Regions from separate parts of the Mus musculus genome. Here region 2 is linked to region 1. The links are chromatin contacts, found by POLR2A ChIA-PET in ENCODE. All regions are on one chromosome and are shown on one strand. The core of a region is the stretch at or near the end of the contact, and the rest is flanking DNA. Distances in the headings are between cores, read along the strand shown.

What was found. ChIA-PET counts read pairs that join two places held with the same protein, here RNA polymerase II (POLR2A).
Region 2: POLR2A ChIA-PET joins it to region 1 with 83 read pairs in embryonic stem cell. The contact joins the promoter of Cdc45 here to the promoter of Cldn5 in region 1. POLR2A ChIA-PET finds 5 or more read pairs at or near these places in 4 of 5 experiments (Patski and embryonic stem cell).

The regions. Positions count from the first base shown.
Region 1 is chr16:18,774,620-18,780,399 of GRCm38, forward strand. It overlaps Cldn5 (claudin 5), which reads left to right and starts at 2,228. Exons shown (of 1, transcript NM_013805.4): 1 at 2,228-3,643. The coding sequence starts at 2,377. The coding sequence ends at 3,033.
Region 2 is chr16:18,809,064-18,814,843 of GRCm38, forward strand. It overlaps Cdc45 (cell division cycle 45), which reads right to left and starts at 2,909. Exons shown (of 19, transcript NM_001358206.1): 1 at 2,452-2,909; 2 at 2,242-2,301; 3 at 1,326-1,418. The coding sequence starts at 2,502. It overlaps Ufd1 (ubiquitin recognition factor in ER-associated degradation 1), which reads left to right and starts at 3,231. Exons shown (of 12, transcript NM_011672.4): 1 at 3,231-3,354; 2 at 5,767-5,780. The coding sequence starts at 3,352.

The DNA of each region.
Region 1 (5,780 bases), core at 978-3,477:
ACACACACACACACACACACACACAAATCCCCAAGGAAGGATCTGGGGTGGTCACTTGGGCCACCTTTAGTTTTGAGGAGGATCGAGGAAGCATTGCCAGCCCTGGCTGTCCATTTCTGGAGTGGTTCTGGTCCCGCTGCATGCTGGAGAGTACGGTATCTAAGGTTCCACTGGCAATTATGAATTTACCAAAGGTATGTGAACTTGCTCGGACCATTCTGGGTGCAAGGCTGGGGACAGTACCGAAATGGTGGGTAGGAGGGCAGACAGAAGGAAGGGAGCATGTCCTGCTGTTTGTAGCCCCAAATAGTTGAAAGCAGCAAGCTGCTTCTTGTCTGGGACAAATGTGTGTCCCAGAAGATCCCCGTATTCCCGGGACACTAGTAGGAAAGCCAGCGGGCAAAAGCTATCCTGGCTTGGACCTTCTGGGGCCTGCGTGTAGAGAGATATTCTCAGATGTGTGCATCAGCATGTCCTGCAGAACAGCAAGACAAGACAGGAACAGCAGGAAGGCTCATTCCAAGGCCCAGGGAAGATGGATCTGGTTGAAGTATAAAGTGTGTAAATATTTTCCTGGTCACTTACAGCCAGCTTAGTCTAGGCTGCTCCCAGGATCCAGTTCTTTGCCAGTGGGCAATGAGAGCCATAGAGGATTACAGGCCAGGGCCTGCAGGAGTAGCCTTGTTGGGTCATCTGAAGAGGGTTCAGTAGTTGCTCCAGGAAGGTGCCTGGGAGCTTGAAGGGAGGGGGCTGGCAAAACAAAATTCTGCAGACTGGAGCAGGGGGAGCAGGATTTGAGTTTACATCTACTGAGCAGGGAGAAGGGTCTGCAGAAAAGCAGGGGTCTCTAGAAGATAGAAGGCAGCAGTTAATATATGATAGCTGGAAGAGGTACCAGGGAGGACAAGAAAGGGTGTGTATGTGAGGCTCTCCCGCCGTCTTCTAAGAACAGTTTGTTGTAGGGTGAAGTAGGCAATGACCTGGCCCCATAGACCTCTAGCTCAGAGCCATCTCCAGAAGGAAGCAGGGACCCATAAAAGGGAGAGATTTACCAAAATCTCCACATCTGTGGCTGGCCTCAACAATGTCATCCTTTCCCTATAGAGGCCCTGAGTTCTTTTGAGCAGAGGAAACAACAAAACAAAACCCCCAAACAGAACAACAACAGAAGACAACAAAGCCCAGCTGGAGTCCAGGGTTAGCTGGAAACAAAGGGAGCAGGGAGGAGTGTTCACTGGAAAGAGGCTGGCGCCCTAGTTTGGTTGTGGGCTGTGGGGCCTGGTGCCCCCACCTGAGCCTCAGGGACCCAGTGTGTCTAACCCAGTGGACCTTTCAAGAAATGGCTGGGCCATTGTGCAGAAGAATGCCCGGAAATCCCGCGGCTCCCTCCTCCACCGAGGATGGGGGCTCTTCCTCCTGGCCAGGAAACTCCAAGTTGGCTTCCGGAGGGTGGCCTGGGGGCTGGGGTGGCAAAGCACCACAACTATTTGTAGGATGGCAAGGCATAGCCTTTCTATGTCCCATCGTGTCTCTGCTGTCCCAGGATTCCAGTATGCTGTGTTAGGATCACAGCCTATCTGCTGGAGAAGACTGGACGTCGGAGAACCCTCAGGGGTTGCGCAGCATCCCAGAGGAGAGCACAGGCCCTTGCAGTGTTCACTTTGTGTCAGACCAGTGGTTCCAGGGAAGGAGTGAGAACTGTAGGCGGTGGTTGGGTAGGATCATGAATGAGGTTATAATTAAGGGCAAGCCCAACACAGGCTTGCCGAGCATCTCCGCTTGGTGTGCCAAGGGAAAAACGGCGGGCGTAGAGGTTTGTTTCACCTGTGCACGGGGGCTCAGAGAACCTCCAGGCCAAGCAGTCTGCAGAGAGGAGTTGGAATGATCCGGGATGTAGCAGGTGGAGCTGGTGAGTGTAGGTTAGGGGTCATGCTGCTAACAGTGGAGACAGGGGCGCACAGATCTCCTGTGTACCTGCCAAGATCAGCCCCTACTAGGACAGAAACTGGTAGGGTCTCAGACTGCGGTTCTGCAGGGTGCGGTTCGGGTGAGCAGGACTAGTCCTGCTCGCCCGTGGTTTCAGTAACTGTAGCTGTCAGGGGGTCCGCGATTGGCTGTGGGCCGAAGGTCTGCTCATGGATTGGTTGAGCTAACTCGGGGGGCTGCGCCCTGGGGGCAGAGTCCGCCCCCGAGACTTCAAATAGGACAACAGGTTACTTCAGAACCCAGTTGGTGTAGTTAAAACCTCCTCTTCTGCTCCAGGACTGGAGGCTCCAGAGCAGAGGCACCAGAATCAATTCCCAGCTCCCAGCCTAAGCAGCGCAGAGAGCACCCGGAGGCCCCAAGGGCCGTCGGGTGAGCATTCAGTCTTTAGCCATGGGGTCTGCAGCGTTGGAAATTCTGGGTCTGGTGCTGTGTCTGGTAGGATGGGTGGGCTTGATCCTGGCGTGTGGGCTGCCCATGTGGCAGGTGACTGCCTTCCTGGACCACAACATCGTGACGGCGCAGACGACTTGGAAGGGGCTGTGGATGTCGTGCGTGGTGCAGAGTACCGGGCACATGCAGTGCAAGGTGTATGAATCTGTGCTGGCGCTGAGTGCGGAGGTGCAGGCAGCTCGGGCACTCACCGTGGGCGCTGTGCTGCTGGCGCTGGTGGCACTCTTTGTTACCTTGACCGGCGCTCAGTGCACCACCTGCGTGGCCCCGGGCCCAGTTAAGGCACGGGTAGCACTCACGGGAGGAGCGCTTTACGCGGTGTGCGGGCTGCTGGCACTCGTGCCGCTCTGCTGGTTCGCCAACATCGTTGTCCGCGAGTTCTATGATCCGACGGTGCCGGTGTCACAGAAGTACGAGCTGGGCGCGGCGCTGTACATCGGCTGGGCGGCCTCCGCACTGCTCATGTGCGGTGGCGGCCTCGTGTGTTGCGGCGCCTGGGTCTGCACCGGGCGCCCTGAGTTCAGCTTCCCGGTCAAGTACTCTGCGCCGCGGCGGCCCACGGCCAATGGCGATTACGACAAGAAGAACTATGTCTAAGGGCGGGAGGCATGGCGGGGCTCTTCCCGCAGCTAAGCCCGCGATGGGAAAGACCGATGCGGGAAGCCGTGTGTGGATGACGACCACCGCTGGGTTGCGCAGCGCAAGTCATGCTGGGTTCGGGCCAGACTTGCCCGCTCTCAGAGTCCGTTGACCATCACTAGCCGGGCCCTGCTCAGAACAGACTACAGGCACTTTTAAGAACTTGACCGACCTTTTCTTCTATGCGCAGTTGGCCACGACGTGGGTGGAACGCTCAGATTTCATCGGTGAAGTAGGCACCAAACTGCCGCGAACAGTTCCTACTGAGATCCTGGGGGCACTAGATGCTGCCTTAATGTCCAGTGGCACCTGCTAACCTGAAAGGGCAGCTGGAGAAACCCCGGGGCTGCCAGAGGGACGTGTTAAAAAGGGCATTTTCTTTGTTAGTGGAGAAGAACCTACTGAACCAAAGGACTTAGCCTGGACCTGGTCTCACTCCAGCACTCCCCCAAGGTGGGGGCCCTGTAGGTACCAGAGCCTTAGAGGGGTTGCCTTCCTCCTGGAAGCTTGGGGCTTGGGGGGTGGGCCGGGCAAGAATTTGCTCAGTAAATGGTTTGAACACTTTCAACTGTGTCCTGTCCTCTGTCCAGAGACTCCTTGTGCCCAGCTCCCTATTCATCTACCCACCCCTCCTCAAAGACTCCCTGCAGGGATTTCTCCAGTTTTCAACTCAGCCAAGTGCTGGAGTTAGGCTGGGATACAGGAGGGGAGGCAGAGCCCAGGAGAGGATCCAGCTGGAGTCTCACTCGCATCATGGGAATGGCAACTTGGGTGATGGGAAATGCTGAGAGTGGATAGCTAGGTTGCTGGCTTCTCCCAGGAATACCTCCAACACTTTTACCCCCAGTGCTTGCTCAGCTCCAAGTATCAAGTGGCCACCGACAAGGGCACACGGCTAGACTAGGCACTTCCCTCATGTGTGGGAGCCACAGTGCATGGCTGATGTGATGTGTTCAGTCTTCAGCTGACTGCAGTACATAACAGCTGCTATGGGAGAGGCACTTGCCCAGGGTAGCTGGGCCCATTGCAGCCCTTTGTCCTAGTCCTCTGGCTAGTGTGGCTCTAAACAGGGTCTAGGGTTTGTGTCCATCCTGCTGATAATGCACCTATGTTGACAGAGAATTTTGGGTGTTACTATCCTGGGGGAAAAGAGGGTCCAGGACTTGGGAAAAGATCCCAGGAGGGTAAAGCGAGTAAAGCCAACAGCCAAAGAAAGCTTATTGTTTCTCTTTGGGCTAAAAGGCCAGAGTCAGGAATGCACAATGGATACGGGAAGGGGCTGCAAAAAGAGGCATACAAAGCCCAGTCAGAAGGAAGGCTTGGCATCTGCTACCAACCCTGGCTACATCCAGTACCCAGTCTTTTAGGCCTGGCTAGGTGCCTCAGGGTGGGGAAGGGGTTAAAACCTAAGGATGTGAGCGTAAGAGATTCAGGGCAGATTCTGGAATTGGGGACAAAGAAGGCAAGGGTGGAACTTACAGGGAAGCTGACTTTCTAATGGCTGCTCAGGCCCCAATGAGACAGCCTCAGTGGAAGACCTCACTGAATCCAGGTGAACTCAGTCCAGCAGGTGCATGTGCAGGAAGGATCAAGAGCAGTCCCAAGCTTGGGAACATGTGATCCTAGATCTGGCCCTGTGCCCTAGCAGGCCAGTGTATGGTTATGCTGGCACACTTGGCTGGTGGTGTACCCTTCCCACAGGGGTCTTTACCCAGTATAGAATATGGGAAGGCAGCTGCTTGCTCTGAGTTCTTCCAAATGGCCAGGGTGGCTATGTGAAGGCAGTTGGCTGGTGGCACTATAGGGGGTCCAGGGAGGAGGGCCAATCCTACCCACCTCCCACCTACGGTACCCCCGATTTCCTGAAGGGCAGCCTGGGCTTCTCGCCACTGACTTAACACTATTCACCAGTACTTGGAATAGGAAGCAGTACTTAAAATGGCTTAGGCTACATAGTGAGAAAGTGTCTCAAAGAACAAAACACTACAACAAAACTAAACTGGGGAAAGAGAGAAACCTTTGTGAATAACTCCTTCTAGGACTGTGTGCCACCCTGCCTTCCTTAGGAGCTCAGATGCCCACAAGGGTATCTCTTTTTACCATGTCTGCTTTTCTAGTACCTATGTCCCCAGGTGGTAATCAGCCCTTCTTCACCATCCAACCTCTCTATACTTACTTGCTCCAGGGACAATGACAGTTGGCTCCACCATTCTAAGACCTTTGCCTCCCTGAAGGTGTTAAGAGGCCAGAGATCCACTACAGGTGAAATATTCTGAGTGGGGTGTGAGCAATGTTGACAGAGCCTGGGGACACTGCTTTGTTCAGACCCTACTCATCCTTTAGCCCTCCTTGGTCTGAGGCCTTCCCCCTGATACTTTATTTGCAAAGCACTATGACCTCTGCTTGCAGAGACAAGACACTTGAAGATGTCCTTTATGGCAAGTTCAAGGCCATGATAGAAGGATGGCCAAGATGGTGATACTGCTAGAGTCAGGCAGGCAGAGTCAGGTCCTTGGCAGTGCTGGGCAGTGGCCATCACAGGTGCTGGTTGTGAAGATACTTAGTACTGAAGGGCCCAGCCTCTGCCCATTGCCACCAGGAGGCCAGGAGAGCAGGTGGGGAGACCGTGTCCTAGGGTTGAACAGAGAAGCCTCTATGCCTCCTATGTAGCAGAGGACACAGGAACAAGGTTTCCCTGGATCCCA
Region 2 (5,780 bases), core at 1,659-4,158, 35 kb after region 1:
GGGCTCTTCTTGCTTCCTGAAGAGCACGCCGAGGCTCTGCAAACTCAAGACTTGTACACAAATAGCTAATGAAGAACAGGAGCAGGACTTCACACACACACATACCAGTCTCGCGGGCTGTTGCTCAATGCCAAAATGTTGCTGCAATGTCCCCTACAGCTTACCACATCACCAGCACTGTGTGGGTTAGGCTTGCAGTAAATCTTGGGCAGCCTCACGTGGCCTCCTCAATATTAGATCCTTTATCAAACAATCACTATAGGTAAAACCTTTCCTTAGTAACACCAAATTGCCTGCCTATGGGCTCACACCTGTAATACAACACTTTGAAGGCCAAGGAAGGAGGATTGTCCTCGGCTAGCAAATAAGATCTTGTCTCAAAATACTGGAGGTAAAAAACTCGACTGATATAAGTACTTCAAATTATAAATGAATCTCTTCCAAGTCATCCTAGAAGCAGCCAGGGACTCCAAATGCATTTTGACATGCCCTACCCATTCCCTATAGGGCCTTCAATAACCCATTCTCATCTGGTCCCAGGCAGAGGTAAGGAGTCTTGGTTCTACCGTTTAATTCCAAAGTGAAAACGTGTTTGATAACTGGAATGCATTTTCTAGAGATAACATAGAGCAGTAGTGTATCCTAATGAAATAAGTGAGGTTAGGACTGAACCCCCTCCCCAAGAGCAAGCATGAGCTGGATCTAGCCTGCTGCCCCCCACTCCCCCTGCACACATATGTAGCAAGTGCAGCTTCATCTTCACGTGGATCCCCAACAACTCAAGAGGGGGCTGCTCTGACTCTGTTGCCTTTATGTGGATTCCATTCCCCTAACTGGGCTGTTTTGTCTGGCCTCAGTGGGAGAGGTCCTGCAGTGACTTGATGAGCTGGGAGGGTGGGGGTGGGGGGGGTAACACCCTGTAAGGGGGGGTGGTTCTCCTTCTCAGAAAAGGGAATAGGAGGAGGTACTGTGGGGGGGGGTAACTAGGAGGAAGGAGGCTGATATGGGATACAAAATAAATAAATAAATGGAAACAACAAGTGAGGTCAGAGTAGGTGCTGCCCACAACTAAACTGTTTTTATTTTTGAGACAGGATCTTGTCGTGTAGCCCAGGCTGGCCTCAGTCTTGCTAGATGTAGTTCAAACCTACCTTAAATTGGTGGTTCCTTGGCAAATGTTGATTCCGCCACCATAACTTTAAGCCTAATAAAACTGATACTTCAAAAACACCCTTCTCCTACTTCAGAACTGGACAAATGCTAAGTATTAAGAACCTGCCACTGAGTAGAGTGGCCTAATTATTCTCCAATTCATTAGTTCATACCTGCTCTTTATGTTCAAGATATGCAGTTTCAAGTTCTTGCCACCCAGAAACCGGAACCAGCGTATACTGGACGTGGTCACACTGAAACAGGGCCTGGAGAGAGAGCATGTGGTCAGAAACCCTCATTAAAGATAACTTACCTGCAATCACCAGAAGCAGACTAGTTGAGTTGAGACAAAGATCTATGTGATATGCTGTTTGGTAAAAGGTCAATAGGAGAAGCTACGTGGCAAGGCTGTGAGCAAGAATTCAATCTGAATCTGTACAGTGTGCCAAAGTAAAACATTAAGAGAAAAAAAATACCCTAATTTTAATTACAGGGGTTCTGAAAAATTCCTAACCCCAGCACATTGTAAAAACCACACTATGAGCCGGGTGTGGTGGCGCACGCACGCCTTTAATCCCAGCACTCGGAAGGCAGAGGGAGATGGATTTGAGTTCGAGGCCAGCCTGGTCTATAAAGTGAGTTCCAGGACAGCCAGGGCTACACAGAGAAACCCTGTCTTGAAAAAACAAAAACAAAAAAACAAACCACACTATGGTCAGAGCCCAAACTAACAATCTTCTCTAATAGACTCGGGGCTCCTGTATTTCCTGCACTCCCTATTATACCACTCCCCACTGTCACATCTCCTCTCTCAAATTCCATCTTTGAGAGGTCATTTACAAATTCAAAGATTTCAGAAGTGAAACCATTTTCACTTGGGTTACTGTATAAAACACTACGTACTTGTCTCACTGTTTGCACTATACTTCTCTCTAGCTCCAGTATAGGTCAGAGAGGATATTTTGGGTTCCTCACCTCCTGCCTGCTCCTTCTGGTCCCTCCCCTTCTGTGACCTACCCCCTGCTGGGGCCAACCCTGATCTGTCACCTCTCCCTCCTGTCCTACCTTCCTAAGGTATTCAAAGCTCACCTGGAGGATCTTGCAAGCACACAAGGCATCCACGTCCGAGGCCACAAAGAGAAGGACCCTCTGTAGAAGCAAACGTGGACAGATGAGTTGAACACAGGGACGCTAAACTCTGTGGCAACTCTCTGACCTCCCGGCCCATCCACGGACACTCGCCCTCTTCTCCCCAGCCCCCAGATAAGGTTTGGATCAGGATCGTGGAATGGGAGTCACCTGGTTGTGGACCGTCTCGTAGAACTCCTTGCGGAAATCGGTCACGAACATAGCCACAGCGGCGGATACCTAGAACTGGCGCTGAGACACGGACAGCCCCGGAGGTCGTCAAGACTCCCGCCAAATCACAGCTCTTCTGATTGGTCCACGCCAGCAGCCAATAATTCTTAGCCTTTCCTCCTTTCTGATTGGTTCCTACTGGGGACAGCCAATAATGCTCTGCTATTCGCAGCTGGATAAGACCCGCCCGTCCCTCAAAAAATGAAACATCTTTCCTCAGGCTGCGAACCTTGTTGCCGGTGTTGACGCTAACGTCCAGTCACCCAAAACCACCTATGTTTGGCAGACATCTTTACTTCGGGAAGGAAGGTCTATTATCTGACCCTGGCATACTTAGAAAACAATATACTCTTAGACATAAAGTAAATTCAGTCACACATTATTTGAATGTGTTTCCAATAAGTTTCCAATACACGGTTCGTCGAATTAGAGTGAGCTATAGATTACTTCCGCCCGAATCCATGATGGCCGGGATCAACGCCGGAAACTCTAGCTGCATTCTGGGTATTGTAGTCCGTAAGGAGAACGGCTCCTATCAAGTTGTTTGGAAGAGAGTACTATCTAAACATTATAAACAGTCGCTATCCTGTGAAATCAATTATCAAGTGTTTTAATGTTTACTTTAAGTAATATTCAAACCTCAGGCCTTCCCATGACTTTCTGTTTTTCCGCCGCTGACTTCAGGCCTCCGTACCCCATCCCCTGCGGTGTTCCGTCACTTCCGGCGAGCCTCTCGCGGTTTCTGGGTTTCAGAGCAGTGGCCTGGACTGCAAAGAGGGAGCTGTGGGTTTTTATTGTAAGGTTCAGGAAAAGAAGCGGCATCACCAAACGCTGTCAGTCATGGTGAGTTGACCGGGGATCGCGAACCGGATGATGCCAGAGTTGCCCCTGGAGCTGGCAGGGAGGGCCTGGACCTGGTGGCGGAGGTGCCGAGTCACCCGGGCCTGCGTCGGGCCCCGACACTGTCCCGAGAGCTTCTGTCCCAAGTGGGACCCATAATTACGAGCCACCTCTTTTCTTCTTAGCTTGTCCGAGTCATGACTCGAATGCCTTTCGGCGGGACAGCAGCCCCGAGAGTAAAAAGGAACCTGCTACTTTATGTCGATAGTTCTCATAAGTGCTCGACACGCAACAAGTTTCCATGAACTCGGAGTTAACTGGAGATTTCTTGGGGGAGTGGCGCGAGGGAGGAGAAAACGAAGGACATTAAGCTCAGCCAAAGTTCCCTGACCTTTTATTTAGTAGAAATCATGTCTTAGGCTGTATGTCACGTTGTGTTCATCACGTTGTGATAACGACAATAGGTAATATGTAGTGCGCCTTTTTTCTATCAACGTATACTTATTTAATTCCTGCATTCCCCATGGAACATAGGTACGTAGTTATTATATTTACCGGTAGAACTAAAACTTAGAGAGGTGGTACTCAGGAAAGTGAGGCTCAGAGGTTGGAAGTCAAGTCCATCCGGCTGCAGTGATGTCTCATCACTCCTGTATATAGTGTTGACTCCGTGCCATTTGTTTGTTTGTTAAAAACAAGAAGTGATTATTAGATTTTTATCCTGAGTGTCACAGTAAGTCCCTGTCTAAGTTCATTTACATAACCAGCACTGAGTGTTTGATGTGTTAGGCATAAAAGCTTTAAAGGAAGTAACATGGATGATAGAAGCTCATGTTCATTGGTGGCTGAGTTGGAAGGATACCGTTCGGGTGTTGCATACTTCATGTACGTTGTTTATGTTCCAGAGAGAAGCAGTAGGTTAGATGGATGGCATAGGTGAAGATGCTTTGACGAGCACACACCCCCCACCCCCCAACCCCATGGCTCAAAAAAGGGCTTTGTGGGTTATGCACCTAAGACTGAGTCACACAGTTCTGGTACTTAAAGAAAAAGATAAAAGACTGAAGCACGCCTTTAATCCCAGCACTAGGGAAGCAGAGGCAGGCAGATTTCTGAGTTCAAGGCCAGCCTGGTCTACAAAGTGAGTTCCAGGACAGCCAGGACGATACAGAGAAACCCTGTCTCGAATAAACCAAAAAAAAAAAAAAAAAAGACTGAAAACTTGTGTACTAGTAACTGAAGAACAGTTTATTGGTGGGGGATGTTGGTGTGCACGTGGGCTTGAGAATAGAAGCCTTCGGGTGGGTATGTGAGCCCGTATGTGCATGTGAAGGTCAGCAGACTGTCTTGGATGTAGTTCTTCGTGTCTTGACTTTGCTGGCTGGTATGAGAAAATACTTGATATGCAGTGTGCAGGTCTGTTCTGTGCTGTGAGCACCAGGAGAAGCACTAACTCTGACCCCTGCCAAAGCAAGGGAGGCTTGCTGAAGAAGAAAAAGCATTGTTACTGAAAGCCAGGTGGAGGAATACATACATGGGCATCTGCTTTTCACCACCTGCAATGCTCTTTTGGGTTTCTTGCCCAGTTGACACTCAGACATGTAGGTCTTTAATGAGGGTCTCCTCCTGAACACTTGGTTAACATCCATTCTCGGGTGCTCTCTGTCCCGATACCTGTTTCTTGTCTTTAAAACTCCTAGACATAGGTATTTTATTGTTATCTTCCTTGTCTTTCATATCAAGTTCCCCAGGGCAGAGGTGATATCTGCCTGCAGTACCCAAACATTACTAAAGTGATATCCCCTAAAGTCCAGATTGGAGCCACACAAATGGTAGGCACTCAGGAAAAGAGGTGGCTTCTAAGTTAAGGATGGTGGGGAAAGGGCTCCAGGTGGAGTTACAAGTCCAGAGACAGAAACGTTAGGTTAGGAGATGGTGGATGGTCAGTAATGAGTCTCTGTGAAGTGTATGTAAGGCCCAGCCTTGATCCATCTTGAGAATAGGGAATAGTAGCAGAAGAATAGGAGGGGAAGGCCTGGTTTTATATTTAGTAAAGTTGCACTGTCTATAGATAATAGAAACTGGACCTGAGGGATGAGTTTGGGAGGCACAAGAAGGATTTGAGGTTCACCGTGCCGCCGAGGTGGTCAAAAGAACATTCTGGTTAGTTGAGATTTTAGTTTGCTGTGTTCTTTGACCACATTTATACGCACTGATGACTTGCTATGTTAGTGCTTGGCCTAAAGAAACATACCTTTGAGGTAGATACAGTGCACATTTGTGTACATTTGTTATGTGGGAGGCTAAGTCAAGGTCACCGGGATTCAGGACTTGATGACCAGCCTCTTTTTTTTTTACAGTGCCTTTGTTTCTTTGTTTTAATAATAATACCATTTCTTTCTTTCTTTCTCCTAGTTTTCTTTCAACAT